2 separate regions of the Homo sapiens genome follow, and region 2 is linked to region 1. Evidence: chromatin loops called from intact Hi-C (ENCODE). Cell type or tissue: Calu3. All regions are shown on one strand. Each heading gives the region's core, and the rest is flanking DNA. Links, peaks and the distances in the headings are about the cores only.

What was found. Peaks named below come from ENCODE experiments on the same cell type or tissue, not always from the same donor. Only the 100,000 strongest peaks of a DNase experiment are listed, where the experiment ranks them.
Region 2: a loop joins it to region 1, with 8 times the contacts of the local background. A loop is called at or near these places in 4 of 110 quality-filtered maps.

The regions. Positions count from the first base shown.
Region 1 is chr20:41,731,099-41,747,417 of GRCh38, forward strand. No RefSeq gene overlaps it. Among named protein-coding and RNA genes, the nearest start is that of CHD6, 120 kb to the left of the region's middle. In Calu3, for the core only: a CTCF peak has its summit at 7,696 (motif pointing right); a DNase peak (open chromatin) is centred at 7,683.
Region 2 is chr20:42,009,727-42,026,045 of GRCh38, forward strand. All of the region lies in intron 2 of LOC101927182 (a long non-coding RNA gene), which reads left to right. LOC105372622 (a long non-coding RNA gene) reads right to left here and starts at 14,401. Exons shown (of 5, transcript XR_001754614.2): 1 at 14,318-14,401; 2 at 13,483-13,566; 3 at 8,050-8,151; 4 at 5,696-5,746; 5 at 4,815-4,950. RefSeq lists a silencer at 15,010-15,210. In Calu3, for the core only: no CTCF peak of the experiment used is centred there; a DNase peak (open chromatin) is centred at 9,425.

The DNA of each region.
Region 1 (16,319 bases), core at 6,571-9,070:
TTTTTTTTTAATTATACTTTAAGTTCTAGGGTATGTGTGCACAATGTGTAGGTTTGTTACATAGGTATACATGTGCCACGTTGGTTTACTGCACCCATTAACTCATCATTTACATTAGGTATTTCTCCTAATGCTATCCCTCCCCCTGTCCCCAATCCCATGACAGGCCCCAGGGTGTGATCTTCCCTGCCCTGTGTCCAAGTGTTCTCATTGTTCAATTCCCACCTATGAATGAGAACATGTGGTATTTGGTTTTCTGTCCTTGTGATAGTTTGCTCAGAATAATGGTTTCCAGCTGCATCCATGTCCCTACAAAGGATATGAACTCATCTTTTTTATGGCTGCATAGTATTCCGTGGTGTATATGTGCCACATTTTCTTAATCCAGTCTCTCATTGATGGACATTTGGGTTGGTTCCAAGTCTTTGCTATCGTGAATAGTGCCGTAATAAACATACATGTGCATGTGTCTTTATAGCAGCATGATTTATAATCCTTTGGGTATACACCCAGTAATGGGATCCCTGGGTCAAATGATATTTCTTAGTTCTAGATCCTTGAGGAATCGCCACACTGTCTTCCACAATGGTTGAACTAGCTTACACTCTAGTGAATATGATATTTCAAGAAAGTTCTGGAAGAAGTAAAGGACATGGCAGATGGCACCTGAAGAAGTCACTGCTTAAGTGCATAAGTTCTGAAGACACCAGGTACAGTAGTGTAAGATGGAGATGCAAGGCTGAAAATGGGCATTGTGTGTGTGTGTGTATGTGTGTGGCATACACACACAAATATATACACATATATACACATTCTTTCCCCCTAATTCAGAAAAATCAAGCAAAGAAATAGAGGGTTCTTGTAAAATTGACTGGTCTCAGTGAAGTGTCCCAAATGTCTGGCATCTGGGGTAGGCAGACTTATGCATTGAACACAGTGCCTAGAGCCCCAATTCACTCAGGGCTTCCCAAAATGTTTTAATTATTTTAAACTCAGAAAAAATGAGTATAATAATAATGAATATGTAATAATAAAATTGACCTGGAGTATTTCATCTTTATACCAACTCAGTCATAAAATATAATTTAAAATAATATTTTTCTCAAGGAAGGAGTACAGAGAGTTAAAAGTGCCTGAGGCCCAGAAACATCATAATGTGGCCCTGATCTGGGACCCCCTAGTATGAGGATCACTTTCCAACCCATCACCCCAAAGTGCAGCCCACCAGTCACAAGCCCTATCTGTGTTCAGAGAGCCCAATCAGATTTTTAGAACCTTGCCATTAAAAATGAGGTGAGAGCATATCCCAATCTGTGACTGACTCGATTTGAATAGCAGTTAAAGGTGGGTGAGGCTATATTAAAAGCTCTAGGACCCAATCACTGCAGGATTCCCCTTGGTGTGTGAAACGGACTACAAAGCCAAGGTCCCATTGACTACTAGAGAGGTTGTCAGGTTAGTGCAGGTAACCTGAGTCAGAAATAACTCACATGTTCATGCAATAGACATTCACTGGACTGGGCCCAGCGTTGAGTAAGAGATGGGTCCTGTCTTCAGGTGTGCCCAGTCTTCTTAGGGGTCCAAAGACCTAACCTTATAAGACTGTGTCATCAGTGCCCCAAGACAGGTGTGTGCCTGGTGTCATGGGGCTCAGATGGGGGATTTGGGAAAGATTCACACATGAGGAAATATTTGAGTTGAGTTTTAAAAATTGAAACATTTTGACAGATGACAGGGGTGGGAAACTTTCAGGCAGAAGGAACAGTGTGAATGGATGCTCAGAGGTGCGGAAGGCCATTGTGTGTTGAAGGAAAGACATACGGCTGACCAAGGCTGAAGTGACTATATAGTGTAATGGCCAAGTGCATGGACTGTAATTCTTCCCTACCTGGGTTCAAACTCCAGTCCTGCTATTTCTTAACTGTGTGAATTTGGCACATTTCTTAAATCGATTTTTTAGCTTTCCCATATGTAAAGTGGAGAGAATCATAATAGTACTGTTGAAGCAAACTAAATATGGTCTGAGAAGGACTCCGTGCTTCTCTATTTGAGTCCTTGTGGATGAACTGTAGCCTAGCTTAGTCAGACAAGATTGAGAACCTAACTTAGGAGCATGTGCCTGTAACAATAACTGAGTCTTGGCCAATCCCAGGGCCGTGCTTCAACCACTCAGAGGGCTAAGTTTTCAAACTGTGTTCAAATGAGGCAAACGCCAACCTGGAACCCATCCAGCTGTTTCTGTGCCTCACTGCCGATTTCTGTACGTCATTTCCCTTTTTTTTGTCTATAAATCTTCTTCCACCATGTGGCTGCACTGGAGTCTCTGTGAATCTGCTGTGAATCTGGGGGCTGCCTGATTTGCGAATCATTTGTTGCTCAGTGAAGTTCCTTTAAATTTAATTTGGCTGAAGGTTTTCTTTTATCAGTACCTACCTCAAAGGACTGTTTTCAGGATTATATCCTGGAATAAAGTAAATGCTCTATATGTTACCTATTATTGTTACCCCCACCCGTTTGGATTGTGGAAGTTTCTTCTGTCTCCCTGATGGGCTGTGAGCTCCTCGGTGGTAGGAGCCACACCTTCCTCACCTCTGCCTCTTCCATGGGACCTAAGGCCATGTAAGTGCTTGCTAAAGGCAGATTGAATTAAATGGGCCTCTGAAAGGGTGACATATATAAGCAATTATGATTTATTTTTCTTCTAAAGAAGGAAATAGAAAGTTCCTTTCCTCTGCTGGTGATGACAAATTTGCATTGCTTAAAAATGCTGATTGGAGGAAGGCAGGCCACATTTATGGGATGTCCACAGTGTCCACATCCCCAGCTTCATTTACTCCTTCCTACAACCAGTGGAGCAAGGTTTACATACCCATTTAATAGAGGGGAAAACTGGGGCCCACGGTCACTGAGATAAGTGTGATACAGTCAGAATTCAAACACCTTCTGGCTTCTAGAACTCTGAGAAATAAATCTTTCTTGTTTATAAATCACGAAGTCTATGGTACTTGGTACTTTTTTTTTTTCTTTTTTGAGATGTAGTCTCACTCTGTTGCCCAGGCTGGAGTGCAGTGGCATGATCTTGGCTCATTTCAGCCTCCACCTTCCAGGTTCAAGCGATTCTCCTGCCTCAGCTTCCCGTGTAGCTGGGACTACAGGTGTGTGCCACCACACCCGACTAATTTTTGTATTTTTAGTAGAGACGGGTTTTCACCATGTTGGCCAGGATGGTCTTGAACTCCTGACCTGAGGTGATCTGCCTGCTTTGGCCTCCTAAAGTGCTGGGATTACAGGCGTGAACCACCACACCTGGCCTATGGTACTTTGTTATATCATCCTGAACTAAGACTCCTTCCCTGGAAATTTGCTCAAGCTCTTGGGAATGGAGGGCTAAAGGAAAGAGCCTGGCCACTCATTTGGGAGGGGAAAAATAGTTGCTAACACAGACGGAGGGAGAGACATCCCTATCCCATTGAAGGTGGCTGTCCTGTGGGAAGCCTGCAATTGCTGACTGTGACCACTAGATGGAAGCATGGAGAACAGTGCCGGTTACAGTCTGGGTGGAATTTGACCTGTGCTCCCCAAGCAGGAGCTGTGCCTGGGCTTCCATGGATGCTCCAGAGAAAAAGCCCCAAGCTGGCCTGGCCTCGCAGCGTGTGGGCTGCTGCATGGAACAGGAGTAGTCAGTTGGTCCTATGTTCCCAGCTCAGGGACTGGCCTCAAGATTCACTGGGCTGAATGCTGGGGTTCCATTACCCTTTTGGATTTCATGGCTCCTGGCTTCCCTCTGCTCACTGTCGCCACCACTGGGCTCAGTCCATCCATGGGGAACATCTATTAGTGGAGAAGGGCCAAGTAATTTATTTTTTTGGATATGTGTGTCCACACTGCTTGGAAACAAAATTGTAGCTTCCTGTACTGGCCAGATTCTCTGTCCTTGGCCCTCCACAGTGGCTCGTCCCTGGTCAGGGTCCCAAGCGGCCACCCCCGATCACCTAGAGTTTGGCAACTCTTGGAAGACTAGAGCAATGGTCTGGTCTTGATAATTTCATCACATAAAAGGGCAGGGAACACATTGCAACAAAGTTCACTCCCTGCTTCATTCCCAGAATAATGTGTCTGTAAATGAATTAGAAGTGGATTTGACACGTATTTTCAATGAAAAGGTCAAAGACATTACAACTGAAAACACTCCTCTCTGTGTAGACAGGCCTGCTAGTGTGTCACAAGGCTCTCAAGGAGAGAGGGGGAAAGACTAATGCCCATGGGCCATGCAGGTGGCAGGGGCTTCGTCTACTGTCTCTCTGTGAAGTGGACATTCTAATTATTATTTCTACCTTACAGTGGAAAGTGTGGCTCAGAGAGTGTATTTGTTATCTATTGCTGTATAACAAATTACTTCAAAACTTAGTCGCTTGAAATAATAAGCATGTAGTTTCTGAGTGTCAGGAATCTGGGAGTGGCCTAGCTGGGTGGTGCTAATTTTAGGTATCTCGAGGTTGCACTCAAGATGTTGGTTTGGGCTGCAGTCATCTGAAGGCTTGACTGGGGCTGGATACTCTGCTTTCAAGATGACACACTCACATGGCTGTTGGAAGGAGGCCTCAGTTCTGCATCATGCAGTACTGGTGAGGCCTCCACAGGAGGCCTGAGTGTCAGTTTAGCATGGCGGTTGGCTTTTACAAGGGCTAGTGATCCAAGGGAGAAGGCGAAGACACATGCCTTTTTATGAACTAGCCTCAGAAACTACACATCATCACTTCTGTCATATTCTATTGGTCGTGCAGACCAACCATGATGCAGGGTGGGATGGGACTCCAGAAGGGTGTGCAGATTGGTAGACAAGGATCTTTGGGGGCTATCCTGGAGACCGGCTGCTACCAGAGAGCTTAAGTAACTTGGCTATCAAATAGACTGAAATTCACTTAAAGTTCCCACTGTTCTTTTGTAGTAGGGGCAGAGGCCTTGGAGAGACATTCGGATAGGTGAAAGAATCAAGAACTCATGCTTTGCCCACTCTACTGAAAAAATTAAAAAATGCTGATAATACTATTTCTCAGGATATGGGGAAATGGACACTTTCATTCACTGTTCAAAATTTAAATTTTTCTTTATTTTGACTCTACCACTCTTCCTTTAAGACTCTATCCTATAGAAATATCTACATTCGCACATATATGCAACATATATACATATATAACTTTTTTAAAAAAAACCAGAAGTATCATTTATTATAGGGAACAATTGGAGATAAATCTGGGATTGATTAAATAAAAATTATATGTCATTCTAGTGAAATATCTGATAGCCATGGAAAAGAATAAGGCAGATATATATGGAAAGATTGTTGAGTGAATATAGCATGTTATAGAACTATATAGAGACATAGTAGGATTCCATTTATGTATATGCATATAAGACATATACATATATGTATGTATTTTTATTGTTACTATAAATATAAAAAAAAAAACCAAACCATTAGCCATGGTTACTTGTAGGAGGTGGGACTTTGGGAGGGGCATGTGTACTTTACACTCTTGTCTGTAGTTTAAATTATTTCCATAGGTTCTTTTCACATCTAAATAACTTGATAAAATTAACATTGATACAACATTATCTACAGACATTGTTTGAATGTATCCAGTTTTTCCAGTAATGTTCTTTTTTTCTGGTGCAGGATCAGCGCTCTCCATTGCATTAGCTATGTCTTCCTGGTCTTCTCTAATCTGTAAGAGGTTGTCAGATTTTTATTTGTGACTTTCATTACCTGACACTTTTGAAGAGTACTGGTCAGTTACTTTGTAGCATGGCCCTCAATTTGGATTTGTCAGGTGTTTTTTCATGGTTAGATTGAGATTATGCATTGTGGCAAGAATATCACAGAAGGGACGTATTGCTCTTCTCAGGGCATCGCATCACTGATGTTGATATATCTTATTACCTGTGATATTAATGTTGATCTCTTGGTAAAGGTGCTGTCTGCCAGGTTTCTTCACCATTAAGTTCCTATTTCTCCATTTGTATTTAATAAGTATCTTGTTTGTAACAATTACATGGTGGTGTTTGCCTGATGGTGATTTTCTATTTCCATTATTCCTTGTATTTATTAGTTAGTGTTCTTCTGTAAGGATGAGCTGTCCCTATCCACCAATTTAATTATTCAGTGATTTATATTTATGTCAGTATGGAAAATAGCATATTAAAATATGTTCTTTATAAAATTAATATAAACTAAAAATCTTGAATGTCGAGTTACCATTTTTCAGAAAGAACAAATAATTTTTGGTGAAAGGATCCCCTGTCATGCAGGGCAGAGAGAGCAGAGCTTTCAGGAAGAAGCCCAGTCTTGGGACCATAATAGAATTTGAGCCTGCTTGCAGCATAGAGATCCTTAATTTCATTTCACAGATGATGAAATGGCTCAGAGAAGTTGAATTGGCAAATCATGCTGTAGCCAGGCTTAGGATCTATGTCTGTTTGATTCTAAGACTCACGTGCATTCCACCATCCTCTTTCAAACATCAGGAGGGGGTGAACTTTAAGGTCCCTTTCAAGTCTGAATTTCTACACCTATGAAGTCTCCCAACCATGTGGACCTGTGACCTCATCTTCCCTTCCTTAGGGGACTCCAGCCAGAGACTTACTGCCCTGGGGGAGCCTCAGTTGCTGTTCTACAGACCCAGCTTGTCAGAACCTCAAAGATAAGGCTTTTAAAGAACCTTTCAGCTCTTCCCCAACTAAGCATGACTCCATACAACTGCGGTTCTCATCTGCACATAATTTAATTCCTCTTCAGCACAAAGAGATGGTAAATCAGTTGTGCATGTGTATGTGTGTGAATGTGTGTGTGTGCACGTGTGCATGTATGGATATATATGTGCGTATTGTGTGTGGGGGGTAGTGAAAGGGAACCAGATAACCACACTTAACACTGGGGGTCAGTTCAAATTGTTCCCAGCAATCAACTCCCAGCAGGCTTGTCAATGCAATGCTTGAAGGCTTTCGTTCTGAGTTTCCTGGAAGAGAATTGAGACTTTTAGTTTTTAGCTTACCCATCATAAAAGAAGCTCTATTCGACTCCTTGTTCTACATCACACACACCACCCCTGTGTCCTTCCTAGCACTTTTTCCAGGGCACTAGTATCTCAGTAATTATTTGAGTTATGTTGCCTCCCCTACTAGACTATATGCACTATAGCAGACAGCGACCATATTTGTTTTCCTCATTGTGGTACACCCAGTGCCTTGTATAGGGCCTTGCACATAACAGGCACTCAATAAATATTTGTTAAATAAACGAACAAATCATTTAGTTCAAAAAATCAGTGTTTCCTTTGATGGGCAAGAAAGGCATGCTTGTGTAGTGGAAGGCCTGTGAAAAGCATAGTTTTTCCTTAATCTGCACCTGTGTATTGCATGTTAGTTAGCTCAGCAAATGTACATTTTCTCTGGGAAACTTCTGAAAACACAAAGGTTACATGCCATTGAATCCGTGCTGAATTTGGTGATTGATTTTATGTTTTTTTGATCTTTATAAAGGTTGGGCAGTGGATCAGGTTGTTAAATAGCAAAGCAGATATCCTTGTTAAGATATCCAAAGGTGTCAATTCTCAGAAACTGGGTTTACACACCCAGTGAAGGGCAGACACAGCCCGGTGGTGTTCTCCAAAGAGCCACAAGATGGTGCTGCTGTTGCTCCCCAGGCCTGGCCTTTTTGCTCACGCCTGTAGCCGCTGGAATAATTACAGTAAAAAGCTCTTTATAAGTTAGAAGTGATTGCCCGATAGAAACTCTGCTCGAATTTTGGCTAATGATGGAGACTTCTCACAATGAATGCTTTTGAAGAAGGCCTCAGTGAAAGCCTTGCATTCTTGGTGTATTTTCCAAAGGCACCAATTGAGAGAAGGAAAAATGGCTGGAAATGGCAGCCTCCTCCCCAAGAACCACCAGCAGACAGTGAGCCCTCCAGCAGCAAGGCTGGATTGATTGGCTGTTCTCTCAGGCATAACTCTGTCTCCAGTGGCATTTTCCCTCCTGGCCCTTTGAATCCTCTCCCACGGATCCAAGTTGTCTGTTAGCAGTTGTATCATTGAGCTGGGTTCTGTTCTAGCTGCTTGAAGTCTCTGATTTAATTGTAATGGGCTAGGCATGCATTTGTTCACTCATTCCTCCATTCATTCATTATGCATCCAGTACTTGCTGTGTGCCAGATACTGTGCTAGAAACTAGGAAAGCAACTGCAAATAAGGCAGCCAAAGATTTGGACTTGAGTTTTCCCCCGACCTCTGCTCTACCCTGATCCAGCCTGATTCTGGCCAGCCCTCGCCCATGGTGGAGGGACTCCTTTTCCCTCTGCCTCATTTTCCTATTGGGTCTATGCCTGGGTCTTGTACAGTTTGATGATCTGAACTGTAGCTTTAATACTGACTCTGAGAGAATGCCTAGGAGCCCTGCCTGTCCTGGACACCTTATCTGCTGGACAAAGAAACTGATCTGAGTTTGGGTGACTAACCAAACCTGTTTTCTTGGTACTGAGAGGAGAGATAGTCATGGGATGCAGAACTTTCAGTTTTAAGAAAAGTACTGATGAGTTTCCCAGGATGTGAGACTTTCAGTGCTAAAACCTGAAAAGTCCTGGGCAAATTGGGGTGGGTTTGTCACCATAGGTCAGCTTCCCCACCACACTCCTGACAGGCCTGGCCTCCTTGCCTCTCTCCACCCAGTGTTTCTGAGGTCCAAGCTACTAGACTGAGAGGCTAATTATTAATATAACCCCTGCCTGTCCTGTGCTTTCTGGTCACCTTAGGGGTGACTAGCAGGATGCCTGGGGAGGACGGGGGGAGCATGTCTTAGCATGAGCAATGACCTTGAACAAGTCACTTAACCTCTCAGCCTCCATTTCTTTTATTGTAAATAGGTATAATTATCCCTGTCTCAGATTTCTTGAGAGGATTAAGTGAGTTCATGCATATAAAGTATCAGGTATAAACCTAAACATGTGGGCACAGCCAGATGTCGATGATATAGTGAGTGAAAAAAGCAATGGCAGAAAGATACATGGAAGTAAGTCTGCAGCTGCAATCTGGAGTGCAGAGCACAGGGCAGGTTGGGGTAGGGTGGTGGGGAGTGTGGCTGGGCCTGGCAAGAGGTGAGACTGAAAAGGCAGTCAGGGGCCAGTTCCCGGAAGGCCTTGAAAGCCTCTCTGAGGCTTTTAGATTTTACTCTGATTGCAGTAGAAGTTGCTGAGGGATTTTAGGCAGAGGAATGACCAGATAGGTTTGGGTTTTAGAAAGATGCCATTTCCTACTCATGGCTGTTGTGTGGATATAATGGTGGTCACTCAGTAGCTGCCAAAAAATATCCCCCTTTTTCTTATTATTGTATTTTTCCCCTTACAGTCTCCCTGGTCCCTTTACCTCATTTATGTATTCAGCAAATCTCTTTATTAAAAAGTTCAACTTTTATTTTAGATTCAAATGGTACATGTGCAGGTGTTACATGGGTATATTGTGTGATGCTGAGGTTTGGGGTACAATTGATCCCATCATCCAGGTAGTGAGCATAGTACCGGACAAGAGGCTTTTCAGCCCCTGCCCCCTCCCTCCCTGCCCCCTTTTGGAATCCGTAGTGTCTATTGTTCCAATCTTTGTGTCCATGTGTACCTAGTGTTTAGCTCCCACTTATGAGTGGGAACATGCGGTATTTGGTTTTCTGTTCCCATGTTCGTTCGCTTAGCATAATGGCCTCCAGCTGCAACCACGTTGCTGAAGGGACATGATTTTGTTCTTTTTTTATGGCTGTATAGTATTCCATGGTGTATTTGTGCCACATTTTCTTTATCCAATCCACCGTGGATGGGCACCTAGGTTGATTCCACGTCTTTGCTATTGTGAATAGTGTCGTGATGAATACGAGAGGGCATGTGTCTTTTTGGTAGAATGATTTATTTTCCTTTGGATATATACCGGTACTGGGATTGCTGGGTTGAACGATAGTTCTGAGTTCTTTGGGAAACATCTGAACTGCTTTCCACAGTGGCTGAACTAATTTACATTCCCAGCAACTGTGTATAAACATTCCATTTTTCCCATAGCCTCACCAGCATCTGTAATTTTTTGGCTTTTTAGTAATAGCCATTCTGACGGATATGAGATGGTATCTTATAGTGGTTTTGATTTGCATCTCTCTGGTGATTAGTAATGTGGAGCATTTTTTTCATATGTTTGTTGGCCATTTGTATGTCTTCTTTTCAAAAGTGTCTGTTCATGTCCTTTGCCTATTTTTTGATGGGGTTGTTTTTTGCTTGCTGATTTAGGTTTCTTACAGAGTCTCAATATTAGATCTTTGTCAGATGCATAGTTTGTGGCTATTTTCTCTCATTCTATAGGTTGTCTGTTTACCTTGTTGGTAGTTTCTTTTGCTGTGCAGATGCTGTTTAGCTTCATAGGGCCCACTTGTCAGTTTTTGTTTTGTTGAGATTGATTTTTGAGGTCTTAGCTATAAATTCTTTGCCATGAGCGATGTCCAGAATGGTATTTCTCAGGTTTTCTTATAGGATTTTTATAGCTTGAGGTCTTATATTTAAATCTTTGATCCATCTTGAATTAATTTTTGTATATGGTAAAAAGTAGGGGTCCAGTTTCATTCTTCTGCATATGATTAGCCAGTTATCCCAGCAGCATTTATTGAATATAGAGTCCTTTCTCCATTGCTTGTTTTTGTTGACTTCATCGAAGATCAGATGGTTGCAGGTGTGTGGCTTTATTTCTGAGTTCTCTGTTCTGTTCCTTGGGTCTATGTGTCTGTTTTTGTACAAGTACCATGCTGTTTTGGTTACTGTAGCCTTATAATACAGTTTGAAGTCACATAATGTGATGTCTCTGACTTTGTTCTTTTTGGGTAGGATTGCTTTGGCTAATTGGGCTTTTTAAAGAGTAGTTTTTTTTCTTTCTGTGAAACATTATGTTGGTGGTTTGTTAGGAATAGTGTTGAATCTGTAGATTGCTTTGGGCAGTATTTTAATAATAGTGATTCTTCCAATCCGTGAACATGGAATGTTTTTCCATTTGTTTGTATGATTTCTTTCTTCCTCTTCCCCTTCCTTCCTCCTTCCCCTTCCTTCCCCTTCCTGCCTTCCTTCCTTCCTTTGAAACAGGGTCTCACTCTGTCACTCAGGCTGGAGTGCAGTGGCACAATCTTGGCTCACTGTAACCTCTGCCTTCCAGGCTCAAGCGATCCTCCCACCTCAGCCTCCTGAGTAGCTGGAACTACAGGGGCATACCATCACGCCCATCTAATTTTTGTACTTTTTTGTAGAGATGGAATCTTGTCATGGTTGTCTAGGCTGGTCTCGAATTCTTGGGCTCAAGTAATCCACCAGCCTTGGTCTCCCAAACTGCTAGGACTACAGGCATGAGCCACTGCACCTGGCCCATCTATGATTTCTTTCAGAAGTGTTTTGCAGTTCTCCTTATAGCGCTCTTTCACTTCCTTGCTTAGATGTTTTCCTAGGTGTGTGTGTGTGTTTATATTTTTTTTATGGCTATTGTACATGGAATTCTTGATTTGGCTCTCAGCTTGAGTGTTACTGGTATATAGAAATGCTATTGATTTTTGATTTTTGTACCCTGAAACTTTACTGAAGTTGTTTATCAGTTTTAGGAGGCTTTTGGCAGAATATTTAGGGTTTTCTAGGTATAGAATTATATTGTCAGTGAAGAGATTTTTTAATTTTTTAATTTTTTTTTGAGATGGAGCCTCACTCTGTCAGCCAGGCTGCAGAGCAGTGGTGCGATCTCAGCTCACTGCAATCTCCACCTCCCCAGTTCAAGTGATTCTCCTGTCTCAGCCTCCTAAGTAGCTGGGATTACAGGTGCGCGACACCATGCCTGGCTAATTTTTGTATTTTTAGTAGAGATGGGGTTTCACCATGTTGACCAGGCTGGTCTCGAACTCCTGACATCGTGATCTGTCCACCTCGGCCTCCCAAAGTGCGGGATTACAGGTGTGAGCCACTGTGCCTGGCCAAAAAGAGATGATTTGACTTCCTCTTTTCCTATTTGGGTGCCTTTTATTTCTTTCTCCTGCTTGATTGCTCTGGCTAGAACTTCTAATACAGTGTTGAATAGGAGTGGTGAAAGTTGACATCCTTGTGGTGTTCTAGTTCTTAAGGAGAATGCTTCCAGCTTTTGCCCATTCAGAATGATGTTGGTTATGGGTTTCACAGATGGCTCTTACTATTTTGAAATATGTTCCTTTGATGCCTAGTTTGTTGAGAGCTTTTATCATGAAAAGATGTTGAATTTTATTGAAAGGTTTCTCTGCATCTATTGAGATAATCATATGGTTTTGTTTAGGTTCTGTTTATGTGCTGAATCACATTTAAAGATTTGTGTATGTTGAACCAACCTTGCATCCCAGGAATAAAGCGTACTTGATCATGGTGAATTAACTTTTTGATGTGCTGTTGGATTCAATTTGCTTGTATTTTGTTGAGGATTTGGTCTCTATGTTCATCAGGGATATTGGCCTGTAGTTTTCTTTTTTTGTTGTGTCTTTACCAGATTTCGGTATCTGGGTAATACTAGCTTAGCAGAATGAATGAGGGAAGAGTCCCTCTTTCTCAGTTTCTTAGAAGAGTTTTGGTAGAGTTGGTACCAACTCTTCTTTGTACATTTGGTAGAATTTGGCAGTGAATCTGTCTAATCCAGGTTTTTTTTTTTTTTTTTTTTTTTTTTTTTTTTTTTTGAGAGGGTGTCTCCCTCTGTCCCCCAGGCTGGAGTGCAGTGGTGCGATCTCCGCTAACTGCAAGCTCCGCCTCCCAGGTTCACGCCATTCTCCTGCCTCAGCCTCACGAGTAGCTGGGACTACAGGTGCCCGCCACCAAGCCTGGCTAATTTTTTTTTTTTGTATTTTTAGTAGAGACGGGGTTTCACCATGTTAAACAGGATGGTCTCGATCTCCTGACCTCGTGATCCGCCTGCCTCAGCCTCCCAAAGTGCTGAGATGACAGACGTGAGCCACGACGCCTGGCCTCCAGGGTGTTTTTTAGTGGGTAGGTTTAAAAAAAAATTACTGATTCAATTTTGGAACTTAGCATTGGTCTGTTCAATGTTTCGGTTTCTTCCTGAGTCAATTTTGGGAAGTTGCATGTGTCAAGGAAATTATCTACTTCCTCTAGATTTTCTAGTTTGTGTGCATATAGGTGTTCGTAGTAGTCTTTGAGAATCTTTTGTATTTCTGTGAGATTGTAATGCCAGTCTTGTTATTTCTGATTGTGGGTGTTTGGGTCATCTTTCTGTTTTCCTTTGTTAGTCTAGCTAGTGGTCTTCTGATCTTGTGTGTCCTTTCAAAGAACCAACTTTTGGTTTTGTTGATTTTTTTTGTATGGACTTCTGGATCTCAATTTTGTTCAGTTCTGCTCTGATTTCAGTCATTTCTTTTCTTCTGCTGGCTTTGGGGTTAATTTGTTCTTGTTTTTCTAATTTCTCTAGTTGTAATGTTAGTTGATTTGAGAGCTTTCTAATGTCTTAATGTAGGCATTTAGCATTATAAGTTTTTCTCTTAACACTGCTTTTGCTGTGTCCAAGAGATTTTGGTATGTTATATCTCTATTTTTATTTATTTCAAAAAGAATTTTTTGATTTCTGCCTTAATTTTGTTGTTTACCCAAAAGCTGTTCAAGAGCAAGTTGCTCAATTTTTGTGTAGTTGTGTGAATTTGGAAGATCTTCTTGGTATTGATACCTATTTTTATTCCACTGTTGTCTGAGAGTATGCTTGGTATGATTTTGATATTTTTGAATTTATTGAGACTTGCTTTATGGCCAAGTATATGGTTGATTTAGAGTATGTCCCATGTGCAAATGAGAAGGATGTATATTCTGTGGTTGATGGGTGGAGTGTTCTGTAGATGTCCATTAGGTCCAATTGGTCAAGGGTCAAATTTAAGTCCAGAATTTCCTTGTTAGTTTTTTGCCTCAGTGATCTGTCTAATGCTGTCAGTGGGATTTTTGAAGTCCCCCACTATTAATGTGTGACTGCCTAAGTCTTTTCGTAGGTCTAAAAGCACTCATTTTATGAATCTGGTTGTTGGGTGCATATGTATTTAGGATAGTTAAGTCTTCATGTTGAACTGAACTCTTTATCAGTATGTAATGCCCTTCTTTGTCCTTTTTTTTGCTGTTGCTGGCTTAACGTCTGTTTTATCTGATATCTGATATATCCATCTCTTTCCTTTGAGCCTATGGGTATCATTACATGTGAGACGGATCTCTTGAAGACAGCAGATGGATGGATCTCATTTTTTTAAATCCACCTTGCCACTCTGTGCTTTTTATATGGGGTATTTAGACCATTTGCATTCAAGGTTAGTATTCATACTGAGGAATCGATCCTATTGTAAAGTTGTTAATGTGTTGTTTTGTAGTTTCCATTGAGTAGTTGCTTTATAGAGTCTGTGGGCTCTGTACTTAAGTGTGTTTCTGTGGTAGCAGGTTTTGTTCTTTCTTTTACATGTTTAGAACCCACTTAAGGATCTCTTGTAAGGCTGGTCTAGTAGTAATGAATTTCCTTAGCACTTGCTTGTCCGAGGAAGATTTTATTTTTCCTTTTAGTTATGAAGTTTAGTTTGGTGGGTATGAAATTCTTGGTTGGAGTTTCTTTTCTTTAATAATGCTTAAAATAGGCCCCTAATGTCTTCTGGCTTATAGGGTTTCTGCTGAGAAGTCTGCTGTTAGCCTGATGGAGTTCCCTTTGTATGTGATCTGACTTTTTCCGTAGCTGCCTTTAAGATTTTTTTCTTAAGATTGAACAGTCTGGTGACTATATGCCTTGGTGATGCTCATTTTGTATAGTATCTTGCAAATGTTCTCTGGATTTCTTGTACCTGAATACCTACATCTCTAACAAGATTAGGGACATTTTCATGAATTACTCCTTCAAGTATGTTTTCTGGGTTGTTACCTTTTTCTCCTTCTCCCTCAGGAATGCCAATAATTTATAGGTTTAGTCATTTTATACAACCCCATACATCTTGAAGACTTTGTTCATTTTAAAAAACTCTTTTTGTGTATTCTCTTTTTCATTTAAAAAAATTCCTGGGTTAGCTCAAAGGACCAGGCTTCAAGCTCTGAAATTCTTTCTTCTGTTTGATCTAGTCTATTGACAGAGTTTTCAGTTGTGTTTTGATATTCCTTAACTGAATTTTTCAACTCCAGAAGCTCTGATTAATTTCTTTTAAGATGTTTATCTCTTCCTTCATTTCCAGGATTGTTTTACAGGTTTCTTTACATTGATTTTAAACCTCATCTTGAAAATCATTGAGTTTTATTGTAATCTATGCTTTGAATTTTTTATCTGACACTTCTGGGTTTCAATTTTGGTTGTGGACTATTGCTAGAGAGCTAGTGTGATCCTTCGGTGGTATCACAACATGCAGATTTTTCACGGTGCCAGAATTCTTATGCTGGTTCCTTCTCATTTGGAGATGCTGGCACTTCTAATTTTTGTAATAATTTTCGTGATGATAGGCTCTCCCCCTTTTTCTTTCCCTATATTACTATTGTTTTTTTTTCTTTCCCTTTCTCCCACCTTGCTAGAGGGTATGACTGTAGGGCATGTTGGATAGGGTTTTTTTGGCTTTGCTTCTATGGTCCTATGCACTTCCACCAGTAGGTTTTATACTGGACTGTGCATTTCAGCATGTGGGCCAATAGATGGCACTTATGGGTGAGAGCTAGCATGGTGCAAGCAGATGGGTATGTACCTGATCTTTGATTACTGTGAGATGCTCTCTGTTGTTTTAGGTGATGGGCTGGACCACAGAGTGCTCCTTGCCATGTGCTTCCTCTTCCATGGGGTAGGGTGACACAGCTAGGCAGAGCTGGAGCCCTGGCTTGCCCAATAATATCCCCGTGTTGAATGTAGGTACCTTCCTTGATGAGGGTGGCTGGGAGGAGCTCCTAGTGAAATGAGCTGAGGTCTCTGCATGGGGGTGGGGTGGGGGGCTGCACCAGCCCCTCATCCTTGATAGGCAGGAATGTGGACTGCTCTTCTGTCTCACTCCTGTTCCGGAGCTCATGACTCCTAAATCAGATGCACATCATAGCCTATCTCTGGACCACAGTGTGGTTGAGAGCCTTGGGGATTGACTAATTTGTGATTGTCTGTGGGAGTGGTTTTGGGGCAGAACTTCATCACTCAACCTAATGCTCTGTGGCTCCCCTCTTCTCCAATGTGATAGTGCTACTTCTTTGTGGAAGAGGATGGGGAGCTCTGTCTTTGGGCCTGTGCAGGGGTTTGTTGGTGGTGGTGGCATTG
Region 2 (16,319 bases), core at 8,147-10,646, 280 kb after region 1:
AGGGCAGTCATTAAACCTTAAAGTTCCAAAATGATCTTGTTTGACTCCATGTCCCCCATCCAGGTCATGACAGTACAAGAGGTGGACTCCCACAGTCTTGGGCAGCTCCGCTCCTGTGGCTTTGCAGGATACAGCCCCACTCCAAGCTGCTTTCATGGGCTGGCATTGAGTGTCTGTGGCTTTTCCAGGCACATGGTGCAAGCTGTTGGTGGATCTGCTGGCATCTGGAGGGTGGTGGCCTTCTCACAGCTCCACTAGGCAGTGCCCCAGTGGGGACTCAATGTGGGGGCTCCAACCCCACATTTCTCTTCGGCACTGCCCTAGCAGAGGTTCTCCACGGGGGCTCCACCCCTGGAGCAGACTTCTACCTGGACATCCAGGCAATTCCATACATCCTCTGAAATCTAGGCAGAGATTCCCAAACCTCAATTCTTGACTTGTGTGCATCCACAGGCGCAGCACCACGTGGAAGCTGCCAAAGCTTGGGGCTTGCACCCTCTGGAGCTACTGTCTGAGCTGTACCTTGGGAATGGCTGGAATGCAGGGTACCAAGTCCTGGGGCTGCACACAGCAGGGGGGCCCTGGACCAGGCCCAGGAAATCATTTTTCCCTCCTAGGCCTCTGGTCCTGTGATTGGAGGGGCTGCCATGTTCTCTGACATGTCCTGGAGAAATTTTCCCCATTGTCTTGGTGATTAGCATGTGGCTCCTCGTTACTTATGCAAATTTCTGCTGCCAGTGAATTTATCCCCAGAAAATAATGGGTTTTTCTTTTCTACTGCATCATCAGGATGCAAACTTTTCAAACTTTTATGCTCTGCTTCCTCTTGAATGCTTTACTACTTAGAAATTTCTTCTGCCAGATACCCTAAATCATCTCCCTCAAGTTCAAAGTTCCACAGATCTCTAGGCCAGGGGCAAAATACTGCCAGTCTCTTTGCATAGCAAGAGTGACCTTTACTCCAGTTCCCAACAAGTCCCTTATCTCTATCTGAGACCACCTCAGCCTGGACTTTATTGCCATTATCACTGTCAGCATTTTGGTCAAAGCCATTCAACAAGTCTCTAGGAAATTCCAAACTTTCCCACATCTTCCTGTCTTCTGAGCCCTCCAAGTCTCTAGGAAGTTCCAAACTTTCTGACATTTTCCTGTCTTCTTCTGAGCCTTTTAAACTGTTTCAACCTCTGCTTGTTACCCAGTTCCAAATCACTTCCACATTTTTGGGTATCTTTACAGCAGCACCCCACTGCTTGGTACCAATATACTGTATTAGTCTTTTCTTACACTGGTGTTATCTATCTGTATTTTTCTTATTGATTCTGGATTCTACTTATCAGTTATACACATTGCAAATATATTCTCCCAGGCTTTTAACTTTGTTCATAGTTTCTGCTTTGCATCTTGTTTTCTAATTTTTTTTTGGTGGCATTTTTCTTTTTATCTTTTTTGTAATGATTCTTTTTCTTAATGATTTTTATCTTAAGAATGATTTAATCTGATATTCATAGAGCCATACTGGCTCTCTTTTCTTTTGCAATTGTTGGAAGTATCTTTTTCTATGCCTTTATTTTCAACCTTTCTGTGACCTTGTGTTTTGGGAATATCAGTTATACGTATCATATAACTAGGTTAATTTTAAAATTCAGTTTGAGTCTTTGAGCTGTTCTATTTTGCCTAAGAACACTTATTGTCCTTACTGACATATTTGTGTTTATTATTTTGGGTCCTTCGATTTACTGTGCTGCTTTGCTTTCTTGCTTCCTCCCTTCCCTCAGTTTACTACAACATATTGTCTTTCTTTTTTTCTACTTTTACTAAGTATCCTGAATTTTTCCCTTTTTTGGGGTTACCCTTAAAATTTCAATATTTATTATTGATATTAAGACTAAAAGTAATCCGTTTTTCTTTATGACACAAAGTCTCAGAAATGCTTTACTCTAATCATCCTTTAATCTTGCAAATAATTATTGTTTAGAATATTAGTTTCACTTTTCAATGCCCTCAAATTCATCCTCTCCATCATCATCATTACTATGGTTACTTTTAATCATTGTTTCGTTTTGCCCATGTGTTTACCAATTTCTGTCTCACTCTTGCTTCTTGAATTTCCCTTCTATATTTTGCTATAATTTTTTCCCTCGGATTGCACCTTTTGTTAGTTCCTTCGGTAGAACATCCCACTCATGGGCATTGAAATCTGATTCTAAAGTGTCTAGGACCCATGCCATAGACCCTCTCCTTCCTGGTCAGCTTGGTACCGTCTCTCTTGCCACCTAGTTTGTAGCTCAGTCTTCAGTTCTGACATCTGAAGAGTCTCTCCTTTCTTTCTTTTAAGCTCAACTATTTATTTTAAATATTTATTTGCCTCTTTTATTTGTGGGGAGAGAGGTGTTTAATGGACTCAGCAGGACAGCTCTAGGGACATCAGACATAATTTTAGAGTTTTTTATCAGAAGAAACAGGAAATACAAATATGTATAGAATGATAACTCCATTTCAGGTTTATAGAATATATCAGAGCCTTCCTCCCAATACTTATATCACTATAAAATGTAAACTACAAATTACCAAATTTTTAATTCTTATTTTTTTGACTGGTTGTGAATTTATATATTGATTTATTCAATTTATTTTATGTTATTCAAATTACAGAACACATGCTGGCTGTGTAAAGGAAAAGCTAATTATTCCCTGCATTCTCCAAGCTTCTGCATCCCCCGCCCCACCAAGATAACCAGTGTTGCCAGCCTGCTGAACATTTCTTCTTGCAGTTCTCCCTGTGAGAGAAGGTATACAAATGCATCTCCACAAATGCAGTAGTGTGTTTGTTTCTTTAGCCAAACAGAATATGTGACTTGCTTTATTCAGTTAAGAGTATTTTATTATCCAGTATTCCTAAGAATTGTTAGCTTGACAACTGTCAGATGATCTTCCTCCATCATTTTGCAGAACCCAAGTCACCCATTTTCTTTCCATCCTTATGGATTCTGATCTTGAACTAACTCTCCCATGTCTAACTTTTCCCTTTGGACTTGAACCTTATCCTTGTGTTCTGGGGTAGTCCTTTATGCATGATCCACCAAAACTTGAGTTCAAAAGTCCACCCATACAAACACAGGTTGAGAACTGAATTAGCAATAACTCTCATGGAAAAAAATCGAGGCTGGTCACAGTAGGGTCAATGCAAATCCACAGTGTCACTAGGCTGCAAGATGATACTAGGCTGAGAAAACATAATTTTGAAACCATGAAAGTCTAGCTCAACTGTCTGATTGCTGTGGCTGAAGACAGACCTAGGATCTATTGGTCCAAGAATCAGTCTAGGACAATGATGCTTCACTTTGGCTGAACATCCAAATCATTTACAAAACTTTAAAAAATACAGATTTCTAGGCCCAATCCTTATATATTTTGACAATTTGTCTGGATTTGGGGCCCAGGTATTGTCATGAATTGATTCTAATGCTTAGCCCATGTTGAGATAGGATAAAACCCAGGATAGCATGCTGACTCACCATCAGAGGTAGTCTCTTTGGGACCATGTGTTCTCAAACTAATCATTGGAGATATCTAGATTTAGCTATGGTATAGTGAAAAGGGCTTTTGATGTGGAATTAGCAGATTTGGTATCTAGCCACAGTTTGCCACTTACTTACTGTGTGACCTTGAACAAATCGTTTTCCTCTCTGAATCTGTTTTCTCATCTGTAAACATGGAGATTTATGATCTGTGTTTCACACAGTGGTTGTTAGGATCAAAAGACAAAATGTTCTTGCAACTATTTTTTTGTAAGTTGTAGGGCTCTTTAGAAATGTTGAATAAGAGGTCTTTTCTAGGTCTAAGGCTTGTTGGTTCTCTAAATAGCGATTGACCTTTTCTATCATGTAGGCCTGTGAATCCAGTGGAAAAAATGTGAAATATTATTCTGAGTGTTTTGATTTTCTGAAATGCTTCCTTCAAAAACTCTCCAAGGCCAGTAATTTAGGCCAGATTTAGCAGAGTAACTGAAATAATGAAAGTAATTATCCAGGTCATTCTGGTCCCTGGATTATTTTCCCTGAGAAATATCCAAATAATTTAATGCAAGAGAAATTCTGAATTAAAACTGTCTACATTGTTGATGTAGTTCCCTTCTTGCTTCTAATATAAGTGAGGAGTTTCTAAAAGAGAATTTAGGCCTTTGAATGAGGGTCTATATGAAAGGGTACAAATGCTATGAGTAAACTTGCCTTTTCAAGTGGTTTAGTCTCATAGTCAAACTATTTAAATATTATGAAAGAGAGTAAAAAACCCATGAAAATTTAAATATCATTCTGAGAATGCTTTATTTTGCAGTACCATATAATTTCAATACGCCAAATACATTTTAGAGTAACAATTATATTCTTCACTCAGGCGTAAGATCACCTGAGTTTGTGGATGTTTCTCAAGAAGTTGTTGTCGTAGCATTTGGACAATGTGATTAGACAACACCCGGGGAGTTGGTCATTTCCAAACTGGAAGTTGTCCAGCATTATTAGGAACCTCTTGACTGGAAGAAAATTATCGAACATTAGTTTGGTACTTTCTCTGTTCTTTTTTTTTTTTTTTTTGAGATGGAGTCTCGCTGTCTTGCCCAGGCTGGAGTGCAGTGGCACAATCTTGGTTCACTGCAAGCTCTGCCTCCCGGGTTCATGCCATTCTCCTGCGTCAGCCTCTCAAGTAGCTGGGACTACAGGTGCCCGCCACCATGCCCGGCTAATATATATATATTTTTTATTTTTAGTAGAGACGGGGTTTCACCGTGTTAGCCAGGATGATCTCGATCTCCTGACCTCGTGATCCGTCCGCCTTGGCCTCCCAAAGTGCTGGGATTACAGGTGTGAGCCACTGCTCCCAGCATTCTCTGTTCTTTTAAAAGTAATTTCATCGTTGGTCCTCTTTAGCCATGTAAATTTCTTCCGCTATTCCCTTAAAAAATAAAAATAGTAGAAATAGTGTGTTTCTCTTCTTCTACAAACTGAATCACAGTTGTAAGTTGTCCTGTGAAGATAAATGGACAAAACTATCATTTCATCCTTGTCTTAAAAGACAATCAGGTGTACAACATAAAGGAATCAGTCTCCTCCCTCTTGCCATTGTCAACATGGTGTCTCTGAATGAAAGAGTGGCTTCCAAGGAGACAGTTTTGGCCAGTGAGTTTGTGCATGGCCCTCTTCTTTCCTTAGATGATCTCGAAGGTCATGAAAGACCTGTAGCTCTTTCCTCTTTTTATCATCCAGAAAACATCAGAACGAGGTTTCTTCTTTCCACCTCTATTTGTGTATGTGTGATCAGCCAGGAAGAAAATGAGCATTCTTTGAGCTACTACCTGCATTGCGTTGGGAGTTTGCATAGACAATATTAATCTTCACAAACCTTCTGTAAGGTAGATGTTGTCATGCCCATTTTAATGATGAGGGAGCTGAAGTTTAGAGACATTGCATAACTTGGCTAAAGCCATGGGCTGATAACCAGATGAGTGGGTATGTATGACTCTAGGGCCAGCGTTTTGCCCCTTAGGTCAAGGGGAAAAGTCAAGGAGTGTATATTTTCTGAGCCAAAATTCAGATGCTAGAGTTGCATTTGGCATAAAGGGTATGAGATATTTGTAATTGGGGCTTTCATAGCAAAGTAGGAAGTTGATGAGGTGTGTTTCAGTGCTGGCTTAACTTACTATTCTTTGTCTTTCTCAGCTCAGGTTGACTGGGTCTAAGATGAGTCTCACCTGTAAGCACAGAGCAAATTTGATTGCAAAGATGAATGTTAGTGGGAACATCTGAGTAGCAATGAGGCATGCATGCTATGACCTGTTTTACCTGGAGACTGTGATTATTATCAACACAAATCTGATATCATGTTGATTACTTCATTCATTCACTTAACATTTACCAAGGATCTACCATAAATCAGATAATGTTGAAGATTCTGGAGAGAGAGTGATGAACAAGACAGAAATCTTTACATTTATTGAGTACAAGACAGATGATATGAGGATAAATAGATAATACCCATCCTCAAAGGTTTTACAATCAAGTTGAAAAATCAAACATATTTTCAGTTCACTTGATTAGTAGGTAATGAAACTAAGTGCTAGAGGCACAAGTAAATAGCTAATGGAGCACAGAATAGGATGGTGAAAGGCCATAGTTAAGTTTTACAGTACAGGTTCAGGAAATGTGTTGGGGCTAGCATATTTTAACTATGCCTTAAATCATGGGAATGGAGAAAAGAGAAGTGTTCAGGACTCCACCACAGAATCTTGGACACCTCTAAGAGTAGTTTGAAGTATAATCCTAATATATCCCAGGGTTCCAAATGGACCAGTCGCCCACGGTGTTACATTCCCAGGAACAGTCTAGGAAGCAAAAATTGATTATGAATATTTCAAGCCAATTCCTCAAGGAAAAGAGCACGAGGAGCACAGGCAGGTTTCTATGGGCAACATAAGAAGGTGGCTCATATTCCACTGGCTGGAACTCAGTCATGTGGTGTTCTAGGTGGGGTTCTTCAGAAGCAGGCCTTGAGATGAGGATTAGTACATGGGAATTGCTCCCAGGAGAAGCCAGCAAAGCAGCAGAACTGGGAAGTGGAAGAGGGCAAGCATGGTGTAATTTCAGGCAAAGTCCCAGAGCTGGCTTGATTCTGTGGGGAGTTCTGGGAGATGAATTAGGTCCCACCTCAAGGCAAGGGGTCTGGGCTTTCATATTCTGGTTAAGGGCTGCCCCAGGGCAGGGGGGTACAGATGCCCAGACATGTCTGGCTCTCTGAAAGTACAAGGCTCCATTAGCCAAGGGCAGGCTTCAAAGTCACAGGTACCGCCGGGCGTGGTAGCTCACGCCCGTATTCTCAGCACTTTGGGAGGTCGAGGCGGGTGGATCACTTGAGGTCTGGAGTTCAAGACCAGCCTGGTCAACATGGTGAAACCCCGCCTCTACTAAAAAAAAACAAAAAATTAGCCAGGTGTGGTGGTGCGTGCCTGTAATCCCAGCTACTTGGGAGGCTGAGAAAGGAGAATCGCTTGAACCCAGAGGCAGAGGTTGCAGTGAGCCAAGATTGTGCCATTGCACTCCAGCCTGGGTGACAGCACGAGACATTGTCTCAAAAAAAAAAAAAAAAAAAAAAAAAGGCACAGTTGCAAACCCTTGGAATCAGAGCACTCCAAAACAGGAGGATAGGCAGACAGAAATTGAATCTAGGGAGACCGAGCAAAGCACAGATAGTGTCCACTCCATGTGGCTACATGGAATTACAAGGGAGGCTGGCAAATGTAATCTAGCAGTAGCCTCAGGAAGAAGAGAAAAATGTGGATCTTGGTAAAATACAGCAGTGCCTTCCTCACCTTTGTTTGTACCTGATACTCAGCCCAAATCTCTTTCTTTTTCTCTGAATACAGTAAACACAGCACAGATGACTATTTCATCACACTTCCATGGGTGTGCATGGGTGTGGGGGACAGGGGTGATATGGGAGTAGGAAGGGTGGATGCCTCCATATATTCTGAGTAAAATAAAAATTGTACGACTTAGCTCCTGTCTATAGTGATATAAACTTCAAAAAGCATTACCATCACTTAACGTCTTTCTTTTGTTCTGCCATGGGAATCCCCCTACCTGCTAACATAATGACCTTGGAGAACTTTCTGGGCCTGGGAGTGTGGGTCCCTGGGAAGGGCTCTGGCTCCCATAGCCAATGACACAAAGCCTGAGCTCCTTGTTCTGGTTCCTGCTGACCTCCTTGGCCTCATCTCCCACCAGCCTCCTCTCCCTCTGAACATCCAGCCATTCCTGAGCACATCTGACTGCTCCCGTTTCAAGGACCTCCTTTTTTCTACCTGGAAAGCCCACTGTCTTCCTTGTTGGCCTGTTGAACTTCTCTTCTCTTAAAGCCCAGCTCAGAAGTCACCTCCAAACACACTTTCCCAAGCTTGCATGGATAACCTCTCTTTATTTTAGCAATAAAAATAATAAAATAGTTACTATTTAGTAAACATATACTCCGTACCTTATAAACATTATCTTTCACACTAACCTGGAAAAGGAAATGCTGTTATTTGTGTTTCACAGGTGGTGGAGAGGTTGGGCAGTCAAATTGGATGGCAGTACTCTGCTCAAGAGTGGCAGGCTAAAAAATCTAGAATATGATTGTATTTATTTTTTAGGGTATCATCAAAATGAAAATATACAAACATGCATATATGTACAAGCATACAAATAATACATATGCATCTATCTATCTATCTATCTATCTATCTATCTATCTATCTATCTATCTGTCTATCTATCTCTTCCTTTTTTCCTATCTACGTACCTACTTGAGAATTTGAGAATCCCCTTCTGATTGAGAAATAACATTCCTGGCACATCGCCTTCCTCTGTCTTCTGTCAAGCCCACCATGTCTCTGTATCTGTCTTTCATTGTCTTTGTGTGTCTCTCTCTCTGCTCCTTCTCTTGCTCCTCTACCCTATCCTTTCCTCTTCCCTTCCTTTGTGGCCCCAAAGCCTGCATGCTTCTTGTTCTGCAGTGCCTGTTCAAACTCCTAGCAAGGTTCAAACTCCTAGCAAGGTTCAAACTCCTAGCAAGGCAGGATGTGCCATGTGACCCTAGTTTTTGCAGATAAATAGCTTATTTAAATCGGAAACCAGACTCTAATCCCTTCTGTGGGCTGGGTTGATGGATGGACGCAATTACAGTCAGTTTTCTTCCATTAGGGCCCTGCTGGCCCCAGGTACTGGCAGCTCTCTATGGGACTGGTTAGTTATGGTTGGAATAGCAATGGTAAAGGCCCAAAGTGGTGGGGCTTGGCAGCAGACCTCAGAGACTGAGCACTGAGACTTGGCAGTTGCCAGGGTTCAATACATTCCTGTTGGAGCTTGTTTGGCTTGGTCCCTTACCCTGGGGCCTTGCACCTGCAGAGTTGTGCACTGTTTAGGGGCTTCCTGCCTATGTGAGGGTGCCCACAGGCTTTGAGTGCCTTTCTAATGGCCAGGAGTTTGAGCTCTGGAGTCAGACTGCGTGGATTCAGCTCTTGGGCCTCTACCAGGAGACTTCCCAGGTGACTTTGGGCAAAGAATTCCTCTCTGTGTTTCAGTTTCCTCATCTATAAAATGGGGACAAAAGTAAGACCTACCTCATAAGGTTGTTGTGAGTGTCAAATGATATAATTAAGGAAAAGTACTTAGCAGGGTCCCTGGCACATAGTAAGAACTCAAGAAATGCTAATTATGATCATGAGTGTCAGGTGTATTGCCTTCTTCAGCCCTCACAATCAGCCTGTAAGGTAGAAATTAAGTCCATTTTACAGTGGATGAAACAGAGGCTCAAACATATGAAATTACACAGGTGGAGGGTCAGGGAGCCAGGACTGGAGTTGAAGTATGTAAACCCTAAGCTCAATGCACCTTCTGCTGCCCTCTACTGGGTGCCTTCTGGCCACCCTACTCTTTGCCTCATGATGATGTCAGAATTGAGGCACAACAGAATTGATGTCACAGTCTTCTTTGTCCATGAACTTTTTGTTTCTGCCCACTGAATACAGGGTCTTAAATCCCACAGTTTTTTTGGAGTAGATTAGGCATGTTCAGGTACATAGTCCCAAAGAGGATGATGCTGTCATAGGACAGCCTGGCCTGGCACTTGGGGCCCTTGACTTCTCATTCTGGTTCTGCTACTAATGTTTTATGTAACCTTCAGAAACCCTTCCCCTCTCTGAGACTCAGTTTCCCTATATGGAAAATTGCCTTACCAATTCCCCTTCTAGGTATCTGTTAATTCTGTAGAAACACTCAAGCTCTGGGGGCACAGATGCATGTGCTAGGAGTGTTCAATGCAACACTGCTCATAATAGTCAAATATTGGAAACAATAATTATCCACCAAACTATTGTAGCAAATAAAGACAATGAAGGGCAACTCTATGTACTGGCATGCAAATATGAGAAAACATGGAGAGATATATTGTTGAATACCAAGAGCAAGTGACAGGACTGTATATCCAGCGTGAGTCTATTTATCTAAATAAAATTATCCCTGAACTCTACATATGTATAGGAATATATAGGCACATGCATTAAAAAAACTGTGAAAGAGACACAACAGACTATTAATGTTACTTCTGGGGAGAAGAAAGGGATGGAAGTGGTGGTGGTTAATGGGGGGGGACTTTGACTTTCACTTTTTATTTTATATATCTGGGTATAACTTTAATTTTTTCTTTTTTGAGGTGGAGTCTCTCTGTGTCTCCCAGGCTGGAGTGCAGTGGTGCAATCTCAGCTCACTGCAGCCTCCACCTCCCGGGTTCAAACGATTCTCCTGCCTCAGCCTCCAAAGTAGCTGGGTTTACAGGCATGCACCACCACACTCAGCTAATTTTTGTATTTTTTTTTTTAGTAGAGACAGGGTTTCACCACATCGGCCAGGCTGGTCTCGAACTCCTGACCTTAGGTGATCTGCCTGCCTCAGCCTCCCAGAGTGCTGGGATTACAGGCGTAAGCCACCACACCTGGCCGTAATGTTAATTTTTATGCTATTGCATTAATATATTGCTTGTTCAGTTTTTTTTTTTTTTTAAGTAGCAAATTGAAGGGACAGGACCGAAGGATTGCTTCAGCTTTGATGACAGCCTAGATGGTCGTGGTCCTGTGTACACCTTCATCTTATTTCTCCTCACCCAGGGTCAGGAAGGGTCTCTGGGCAGTAAGGAGGATTCCAGGCCTCTGCTACTCATGACCATCTTTTCAGGGAGCCAGGCTGTCCTTGACTGGCTGCTTCAGGGCTTGGGGGATGAGTCAGAGGGACACAAAAGAACAAGGGGATTTCTCTCCAGTTTTCTTGACTTGGCCCTTTGAATCTGGTAGATCAGGAACTGGTCTGGTCAGTTGAGCCCTAGTGGCCACGCAGGACACAGTTTGAAGTGTCAGACCAAATTTATTTATCTTCCCTAGTCTCCCGCAGTTTCTTCTGCTTACATTTCACAGAGGACTGTAAGAGCATGAGCTCCAGGAAAAAAGTACCTAAAGAGAAGCTCAGAGGAGAGTGCAGCTCTATTAACCAGTGTTTCTGACGATCTAAGACTGTTGGATTGCAGAAAAATCAATTGATTTCTCTTTTGTTTCACTTCAGTCTCTTCTTCACCTAAGAAATGATTTTGTTCAAGTTGTTTTCAATATCAGTATCATTGAGCCTAAAAAGGCCTCAATGGCTCATTGACTTGGTCTTCCAGGGAGGTACTCAAATATGAGGCACAATAATTTTCTAATAACACCCCAAATTAGTAAAAAGGGGAAACTGTAGCACTATATTTTGTTTCATCCAGTTCTCAGAGTATGTTTACATTGGTCCTGAAAATAATTTTCCTTCTTGTAGGATGTCCTGCTGTGTAAAAGTTCTTTAAGGAACACATGGGTAGAAAAACTGAGACTGATGACTACCTGGCAATCGATTTGTTAAAGGAAAGGAGGAAAGAGGTGAAAGCATCTCAAAAGCCATGGCCAGGTGTAAATTCGTATTTGAATTTATTTCATAAGTTTCCAAGCCTCTCTCCCCAAGCCTATTGTTTTCCTCTCCTTCTTTCTTAACAGCATTCTTCTTGTGATGGTTAATTTTATGTCAACTTGATTGGGCTAAGAGATGCCCAGATTGCTGGTAAAGCGTTGTGCCTGGGTGTGTCTGTGAGGGTGTTTCTAAAGAGATTAGCATTTGAAGCAGTGGACTCAGTAAAGATGATCCACCCTCACCAATATGGGTGGGCATCCTCAAATCTGTTGAGGGCCTGAATAGAACAAAAAGGCAGAGAAGGGGATAATTTGCTCTCTCTGCTTGAACTGGGACATCCATCATCTCCTGCCCTTGGACAGCCAGTCCTCCTGGTTCTTAGGCCTTTGGGCTCAGACTGAATTTCACCCCCAGCTTTCCTGGGTCTCCAGTTTGTAAATGGCAAATCATGGGAGCTTTTGGCCCCCATAATCAGGTGAGTAAATTCTCGTAATAAGTCTCCTTGTACGTACTTCTGTCTCTCATATATGTATGTGTGTGTGTGTATATATATGTGTGTGTGTGTGCGTAGGTATGTATGTATATGTATGTATGTTGATATTGGTTCTGTTTCTCTGGCAAACCCTAACACACCTGCCTTGTGTAACTCTCCCACCTTTTCTTTTGCATTTGTCTCTCTTCCCTTCTCTTTGGGTCTCTTCTTTACCAACCAGATTCAGCCTGTTTTTCTATTACTTCTCTCCTCTCTCTCAGCCTCTTCCCTTTCTTTGACCTGCATAATTTTCTGTCCTTTCCTTTCCTCTAACTGAATTTGTCATAATTTGAAAATTAAATACATTTATATCCTTGCTATATTTTTTACCAGTGTATGTTATGTTTTCTGTTTTTAATTTAAAGGCAGAAGAAATGGAGAGTTTATATTTCATCCTCTTAGAGTTACAGAGAAAATTACAACCCAACCAATATCGGCCCTAAACTAAGATGCTTTCTCTATGGGACTCTTGATGGATCTTTTTTGAAGGGGTGAAGGAATCAGGAAACGTTGATAAAAGGAAGTTCCTATAACCTTTGGGAATGTTACAGTTTTAATTCTGATTCTCACTTTAGATTTTGATTCATTTAACAATTATATTACTGGCATTGCAGAAATATAAGTAAGAGGGAATGTACTGACAAATTTGGGTCTTCCTTCTTTAGCAACCCCATAACTGGTTCTATTTTATTTTCAGAATATTTCAGGGAGAACACAAAGACAGAACCAGATCTGTAGCTGGGAAATCTAAGTGTGAACCCTCTATCAGCCCTACTGGTTCTGTGACTCTGATAAGTCAACCTCTTTGAGGCTCAATTTCCTCATATGTAGAATGAAATCAATAAAGCTACTTTGCAGGCTTGTGAGGATTAAATAAGAAAAGTTATGTGAAAATATGTGATTAATCCTAGGGGCTGAATAAATGTTAGTTCATTGTCTTTCTTTCTAGGCTCTTCTGAGACTGATTTCCTCTGGATGTGTATGACTGTATGGGGTTCTGGGGACTTGTGGAATCATCCTTGAGAAGGGGTCAGGATAAATATAAGAGACTAATGAAACAGATCATCTTGCAAAACTCAGTTTTTATGTCACTTCCTTCAGGAAGGCTTCCTTGACTTCTCACCTCCCAAGATGAGTTGGCTGGATTCTTTTTGCACCAGCAGCACTCTGTCCTTAGTCTGACTCACTTTTCTATGCCTGTCACAGGACTGTGCCATCCTTATGCATGGATGATGTCTTATTTATTCCTGGATCCCCAGTGCAGAGCAGAGTCTACTGAAAGCCCACAGAAAATATGGAGTAACCCTTCATTAAGCTTTGAATACTTTACATCTTTACATGACCTGTCTCACTTCGACTGCATAACTGTATGAGGTCACCAATTATTACACTTATTTTATAAACAAGGAGACTGAGTCTCACAGGGGCTTAGTAACTTACCCAAGATCACACATCTGGCAATTGGCAGAGATCATCTTTGAACCCAGACAATCTACTTTCAGACCTCCTGTGCGTTGCCACTATCTAATGCAGCAGAAAAATGAAGGAATGAATAAATAAAGAATAAACAAATGAGCCTTGTGGTGTTGAAGGAGCCACTCAGGGCTTAGTGATATAATTAACTTCATTTTGAACTTGGTCATAGTGAAGATATAGCAGCCTTAGAAACCAAATTCTTGACACTTTCCTCCTCTCTAATAAGAGTTTTGAATAGCCTGAAATCCCTTACCTGTCTTGATAAATACAAATACAAAGACATAAATAATGCATTAGTTTCTTTCCCTTGCAGTTGAGGCTTTGCAGCCATAATTCTGCCCTACAGCCAGCAGACTTGGAGGGTGGGGCAGGGGAGAAAGGTGAAGTAGCGTCTTAAACAGTCTAAAATAAATTCCCTAGGATAATTACCAAACAGAGTTAATTCCATAAATTTGATTTAATTGGCAGCAGGCAAATGAAATAGGGAAGAAAAACATTCTTTTTTTTTTTTTCCAAGTCATTGGTGGTATCTCTGAAGCAGAAGTTGGGAAATCAGGATAATGTAGAAACCAGCAGCAGCCCCCATAAAAACTTCACATTCAGGAGAGAGGAAGAAAGAGACTCCATTACTGGGCTTCTCATCTGACTCTGTACTCAAAGCTTATACACATGATCCAACATAATTTGTGTGACCAACTTGAGAGGTAGATATTATTGGCTATGGAATCCATTAGCTATTGCCATGTAGCAGACAACCTCACAACTCAGTGTTTTAAAACAATGGTTTTTTATGACTCACATGTTTCTGGATTGGCTGGAGCTTGACTTGTTGAAGCCTAATTTTTAATTGGAATAGCTTTGCTTCTCACTGCAAGTCTGTGAGATGGCTGGTATGGTCTGGTCTCTCTTCTTCTGTTCTGTCAGCCAGGATATTTTCATCCTGTGTTGATGGCACTTCTGTTCATATATCATTGGCCAAACAAGTCACATGGCCAATAAAAAGGGCAGGGAACTTTACTCTTGATGAGGCCATGGTGAGGGAGTAGGTACAGGAAAGGGAGAAGAATTGAGGACAATGATTTAATAAAGCAGGCATTATTACCTCCGCTATGTAGACGGGGGATCTGAGTTCAGAGAGGTGGAAAATTTGCCAGATCACGTGGCTAGTTGTGTGGAGGAAAGATTCAAACCCAGAATTATTGGGCACCAAACGCCATGCTTTCTCTCCTGATGCTGATTCTGAACGAAAATTCTATGAATTCCAACTTCAAGAGGTCATTGAGATCTTCCTTGACACAAATCTATATGCTTTTGTGTCCTAGAATTAATCTCTCAGATGAGTGAGAAATTGAACAAAATTTAAGGTTCATGTGCCTATATAATTTTCCATCCTTTCCACTTCACTCACACATTGGCCTTTCCTGGATTCATTGCATGCGAAAGCGAGGTCAGCTAGCAACTCTGTTGTCCTTTCCCTCACTCTGCAGAACTTATACTTACAGATCTCATCAAGTAGGGCTCTCCCAAGATCGCATCCTACCCAGGACAAGTATGCCTTCCCCAGGCTCATTCTAGGCTCTGCTGTGGGTCTGGAGCTGTCCAGTGTCCTGAAACAACCCACCACGAGATGGGTTTAGTGAATCCAGCTGTAAGCAATTAAAGAACCCACGTGTGGCAGGCCTCATTTGGTTTAGGCAGCTTCTCTTCTGGCTTCCTTCCTCAAGTGCACTTGGGAACATGTATTACATGGGGAACTGTTAGTAACTGTAAGCAAACTCTCAGGGCTTAAAAGAGTGTTGCTACTTGCCACGTTAACAGCAAGGGATTGGTGTGGCAATTCGCAGAAACTCACAAGGGAATTCAGTAAGATTTTCGAAGGTGCTTTGCAGTTTATAAGGTCCTTACACACACACAAAATCTGCTGTGTGAGACTGAATTGGGATTCCTGTGCTTATTGTATGGATAATGAAACTGAGTTGCAGAAGACACTTCCTCTTCCACAGTCATAGAATGGTGCAAAAGGAAGTTACAGGACTAGGGAGTTCTGAATTATTTATCTTTCTCCTTCCATTTGTCCTGTCAACAAATAGGATTTTTTTTGAGACAGTCTCCCTCTGTCGCCCAAGCTGGAGTGCAGTGGTGTGATCGCGACTCACTGTAATCTCCACCTCCCGAGTAGCTGGGACTACAGGCATGCACCACCGTGGCCAGCTAATTTTTGTATTTTTGTAGAGATGGGGTTTCGTTATGTTGCCCAGGCTGGTCTCAAATTCCTGGCCTCAAGTGATCCTCCTGCCTAGGCCTCCAAAAGTGCTGGGATTACAGGTGTGAGCCACCCCACCTGGCCTCAAGAAATAGGATTTGATTAATTGATCTATTTAAAGTTCTTTGGGGACACAAAAAATATGGTCATACCCCCAAGGAGATTGTAATCACATTTGTGAGCGTTTGGTGAGGGCAAGGTGAGTACACAAATAAGGATATTGGAAGATGAAAAGTATTAGCTCTGAGCTTCATCCATCCAATGATCTAATAAATATATATTATATGCCTATTACATTCCAGGCACTATGCTTAGCACTAGTAATACAAAAGTAAATAAAGCAGATATTGCCCCTTCCCATTCTAGAAAGGAAGATAGTTACTAAAGAAGTAACCAAACAATGGAGCCAACAATTACTAATTTTTATGAATGCTCTTAAATCAGTAAATGAATAAAATATTTAGATAGGATAATGAGGATGAAGGGAGAGTCCTACTTAGGTAAGGTGGTTAGAAAAGACTTCTCTGAAGATGTAACA